Regions from separate parts of the Homo sapiens genome. Here region 2 is linked to region 1. Evidence: read pairs that join two places in POLR2A ChIA-PET (ENCODE). Cell type or tissue: B cell. All regions are shown on one strand.

The links. ChIA-PET counts read pairs that join two places held together with the same protein. Peaks named below come from ENCODE experiments on the same cell type or tissue, not always from the same donor. Only the 100,000 strongest peaks of a DNase experiment are listed, where the experiment ranks them.
Region 2: POLR2A ChIA-PET joins it to region 1 with 9 read pairs; 2 of 35 experiments call an interaction of 5 or more read pairs at or near these places.

What each region holds. Positions count from the first base shown.
Region 1 is chr10:96,634,055-96,636,554 of GRCh38, reverse strand. All of the region lies in intron 8 of PIK3AP1 (phosphoinositide-3-kinase adaptor protein 1), which reads left to right. Among named protein-coding and RNA genes, the nearest start is that of TM9SF3, 48 kb to the right of the region's middle. In B cell, no CTCF peak of the experiment used is centred here; no DNase peak of the experiment used is centred here; H3K27ac peaks cover 162 bases.
Region 2 is chr10:97,364,659-97,367,158 of GRCh38, reverse strand. It overlaps RRP12 (ribosomal RNA processing 12 homolog), which reads left to right. Exons shown (of 34, transcript NM_015179.4): 26 at 27-118; 27 at 250-417; 28 at 538-713; 29 at 926-1,051. Among named protein-coding and RNA genes, the nearest start is that of FRAT2, 31 kb to the right of the region's middle. In B cell, no CTCF peak of the experiment used is centred here; DNase peaks (open chromatin) are centred at 305, 1,308 and 2,058; H3K4me3 peaks cover 1,529 bases; H3K27ac peaks cover 1,949 bases.

The DNA of each region.
Region 1 (2,500 bases):
CCCTCCCAAAATGCTCTTTGTCTAGAAACAGACTCCCTTCACTTAACAGAGTTTTCTGTGTAGTTCACTGTATGCCCGGGTTATGTGTACATGTGGGGTTGTCATATTTAGAGCCTGAGAGGGTTTTATCACTCATTAACTCCAGGTAACCAGGTACCTTTTAAAAAAGTGTTATTACAAAGATAATATGTGCTACTACCAGGACTTAGTGCCTAATTAGGTATGGAAAAGAGCATTTTAAAAATAATTTCACATGCCAAGGCCAGTTGGCCAGTATTTTTTTCTTTTATAATTTTTTTTAATTTTTGTATTATTTTATTTATTTATTTATTTTTTCTGAGACGGAGTCTTGCTCTGTCACCCAGACTAGAGTGCAGTGGCACAATCTTGGCTCACTGCAACCTCTGCCTCCCGGGTTCAAGCAGTTTTCCTGCCTATCCTCTCTTTAGCTGAGATTACTGGTGCACGCCACCACGCCTGGCTAATTTTGTTGTTGTTGTTGTTTGTTTTTAGTAGAGACGGGGTTTTACCATGTTGGCCAGGCTGGTCTCAAACTCCTGACCTCATGATCCACCCCCCTCGGCCTCCCAAAGTGCTGGGATTACAGGCGTGAGCCACCGTGCCCGGCCTAGTTTTCTTTTTCTTTTTTTGAGATGGAGTCTCGCTCTGTTGCCCAGGCTGGAGTGCCGTCGTGCAATCTCAGCTCACTGCAACCTCTGTCTCCTGGGTTCAAGCAATTCTCCTGCCTCAGCCTCCCAAGTGGCTGGGACCACAGGCGCCCACCACCACACCCAGCTAATTTTTGTATTTTTAGTAGAAATGGGGTTTTGCCATGTTGGCCAGGCTAGTCTTGAACTCCTGACGTCAGGTGATCCTCCTGTCTTGGCCTCCCAAAGTGCTGGGATTACAGACATGAGTCAGCGCACCTGTAATAAATACTGGCCCCAGTTGGCCAGTATTGAGTGCCTGGGTGCTGTGTTGAAAAGGACAGAAAGAATGCTATGATTGGTAGTGATGTTTGCCACGAAAATGGAATAGGGGCACGGAGGCCCATGTATGGCATCTGCTGTTCCTGGTCTACAAAGATATTTATGTTCAACTAAAGATTTTTAAAAATCATTTTCTTTATAATATAAATGGAAAAATCATTTTTGGGTAACTTCTTTTAAGGCAGTGCACATCTAGAGACTCAATAATGTCTATATCAGAACAAGGCTACCCAGTTTGTGTGTAAACATGATGGACTCACTTGAGTGTGCCCTAATTTCTGTCCTCTCTTTCCTTCACTGGCCCAGTATGGGAAGGAAATTCATGGCAAGCTGACTGTGCCTGATGCTTGGGTCCCTCTTGGGAGGCAGAATAATGCCCCTGAATCTGTATGTATGCTAGGTTACATGGCAAAGGAGAATTAAGATTACAGATGGAATCAAGGTTGCTAATCAGCTGACTTCAAGATATGGAGAAAATCCTGGATCACCTTGGTGAGCCCAATATAATCAAAAAGGTCCTTAAAAGTGGAAGAGGGCGTCAGAAAACAGACCAGAGAGACGGCATCAGTGGGAGGACTCAGTTCAGCTAAGCTTTCTGCCCAATATTGCTAGGCTTGAAGATGGCAGAAGACGGCCTAGTGCTAAGGAGTGCAGGTGGCCTCTAGAGTCTGGAAAGGACAAGGAGACAGATCCTCCTCTATAGCTTCCAGAAAGGAATGCAGCCCTGACAAAACCTTGACTTTGACCCAGTGAGACCTATTTCAGACTTCTGAGCCACAGAACTCTAAGATAACAAATTTAAGTTGTTTTAAATGGTAATTTGTCATAGCAGCCACAGAAAACTAATATACCAACTAAGTTGCCTCAATATAATAATAATGATACCCATGAAAATGTAGTGCCTGGCACTGTTAGTAAGCATTTTGTAAGCATTGTCTCCTGTGGCCCCAATGATCATCATATGAGGTAGGTACTGTTACTTATCCTCACTTTACAGATGGAGATATAGAAACTTAGTGATGTCAAGTGACTTGCCCAAGGACACAGAGCTAGTAAGAGTCAGAGCCAGGGCTCGGACCCAGGTCTCCAAGATATCAAAGTCCATGCTTCTGATCGTGATGCCGACCTGCACTGGTTGCTCAGTGGCCATCACCTGGGTCTCTATTAATTGCCTGGTTTCAGCTGCTGCCTTTCTCTGACTTAAGTTTGTTCCCTGCATGCAGTCTGTTCAATTGACTCTAGCCCTTGTCCGTACCTTTACTCCTGACTTCGGGTCTTCCCCTGTGTCTGGAGACCACCCCCTCTCTCCTCCCTGCACCTTTGCCCCCATCATGTTCTTCCAGCCGTGCCTCGGATCGTCTGGCTTTAGGCTCTGTCCTGAAGGTTGGCCTCTCGCTATGGTCCTGGTGGCACGGAGTGGTGCCAGCAGGGGTGAAAGAGCTGTTGGAATTGCCCCTTGGTGTTCACTTTTGGGCCACCAATAAAGAGTGTGATAGGTGTCAGGGAAGTGT
Region 2 (2,500 bases), 730 kb before region 1:
TGAAAGCCTGGTGCTCTGTCCGGCAGATGGAAGCCATTGGGAAGCTTTCAGATGACATGCGGCGGCACTTCCGCATGAAGCTTCGGAACCTGTTCACCAAGTTCATCCGCAAGTTTGGGTCTGTGCACTGAGCAGGGGCGGGGGTAGGGCAAGCGAGGGGCCGAGGATTTCCAGTCCTACCAGGGACACTACATCTGGGTCGTGCTGTCTGGCCAGTGCCTCTCACCAGCCCTTCCTTGCCACCTCCAGATTTGAGCTGGTGAAAAGGCTGTTGCCCGAGGAGTACCACAGAGTCCTGGTCAACATCCGGAAAGCTGAGGCCCGGGCCAAGAGGCACCGAGCCCTGAGCCAGGCTGCCGTGGAGGAGGAAGAAGAGGAGGAGGAGGAGGAGGAGCCCGCCCAGGGCAAAGGTGACAGGTGAGACCATGTTAGGGCCATGGGACCCGGTGTCCCCCCAACCCAAGGGCCTGCCCAGGCAATACCCGCTGACCCCCGCCTCTCCTGGGAGCACTCTGACTGGGGGCTTTTTGTCCTTAGCATTGAGGAGATTTTAGCTGACTCAGAGGACGAGGAGGACAATGAGGAGGAGGAAAGAAGCCGAGGCAAGGAGCAGCGGAAGCTGGCACGACAGAGGAGCCGGGCATGGCTGAAAGAGGGCGGTGGGGACGAGCCCCTCAACTTCCTGGATCCCAAGGTGGCCCAACGAGTCCTGGGTAAGCACAGGGCTGGCCAGTGCACTCAGAAAACAGACTTGCCATGGTGCCAGGTTCTCAGGTGGTGGGTAGGGGGTGGCATCCATGGCAGGCCCATGGACAGGGCTGAGAGGCGCCCGTTTGGGATCCCTGAGCCGGGCTTGTTGGTCATGATGAGGGTGAGTAGCATGGGACTGGCCTTCCACCTCCTCATGCCAAACTCTACACCCCAGCCACGCAGCCAGGGCCAGGCCGGGGCAGGAAGAAGGACCACGGCTTCAAGGTGAGCGCCGATGGCCGGCTGATCATAAGGGAGGAGGCAGACGGCAACAAGATGGAGGAAGAGGAAGGTGCCAAAGGTGGGCCCAACGCGCTTGTCCATTCATTCACCGTGTTCACTTATTCCTTCGGTGATCACTTGCTGAGGAAGCGTGGCTAAAAACAGACCAGAGAAACTCTTCTCTCGGCAGCTTCCTCAAACTTTTTGAGTTTCTCAAACTTTTTTTGAGAAACATTAAGAAATCTTTTTATGTTGTAACCGAGCCATTTATACAATACATATTTAACTTAAAGGAAACTATCGGAAATGGTACTTCCCCTTACTGTGTGTGATACGCTGTTAGTCTCTTCTGTTTTTCTCCTCCTCCTCCCCCTCCTCTTCCTTTCTCCTTTTCTTCCTTCCTCTTTTTTTTTTTTTTTTAATGCAAACTTGGCTAAGGCCCTGAAGATGATTTAGAGGCAGAAAGAGCCAGAGGCTGAAACCCTCCCAACTTCCCAATCCCAATGTCTCACATTGCCCGGGAGTCCCTCCGGTGTGGCATCTCGGAGCTCTCTTTAGTCTTTCCTGGCCCCTCTCCACATATCCAGCCATTAGCTAAGAAACACTTAGGTCTTCGCCAGGCGTGGTGGCTCACGCCTGTAATCCTAGCACTTTGGGAGGCCAAGGCGCGCAGATCAGGAGGTCAGGAGATCAAGACCATTCTGGCTAACACGGTTAAAACCCATCTCTACTGAAAACACAAAAAATTAGCTGGGCGTGGTCGCGGGCGCCTGTAGTCCCAGCTACTCGGGAGGCTGAGGCAGGAGAATGGCGTGGACCCAGGAGGCAGAGCTTGCAGTGAGCCAAGATTGTGCCACTGCTCTCCAGCCTGGGTGACAGAGCGAAACTCTGTCTCAAAAAAAAAAAAAAAAAAACACCTAGGTCTTCAAGAACACACCTGTCATCCCTTTGTTTGGTTCCCAGTGCTGCGAGCTCTGGGCCCTTGTCTCACTGCACCTCCTAACTGGAGCCTCACTGCTCCACATGCACCCAACTCACCAGCCACACGACTGCAGCCGCTCGGTCAGCCTCTCCTTAGCTCCGTTTCCTTGCTTCAGAGTGGATATCATACAATCCTAATACCCACTTTTCCGGGTTGGAATGAAGATGAATCGGTGTAATGGGGACAGCGTATGTACTTGGTGTACATGTGCCTGTTATATTTCCGTGTCTAGTGTCTTCTCTGCTCCTCTCTCGCCCCTGTATACTTTCCCATCTCCTGTCCCCCTTGGTGCCCAGGCATTCCTGAGGCTGTCAGGACCCCTCCCCTCTCTCTCTGCCTTTCCAAACCCCCCTGCTCTTCAGGATTCAGCTCAAAGCTCCTTTTGTAGCCCTTCCTGGGCACCTCAGCCTTTAGGCCTGATTCCCCCAGAACTCCTGCCAAGCCCAGAGGAAACCCAGTCTTCAGCCCTTGGTCATGTGCTTTCTTTGGAGATAGAGTCTCGCTCTGTCACTCAGGCTGGAGTGCAGTGGCTCGATCTCGACTCAC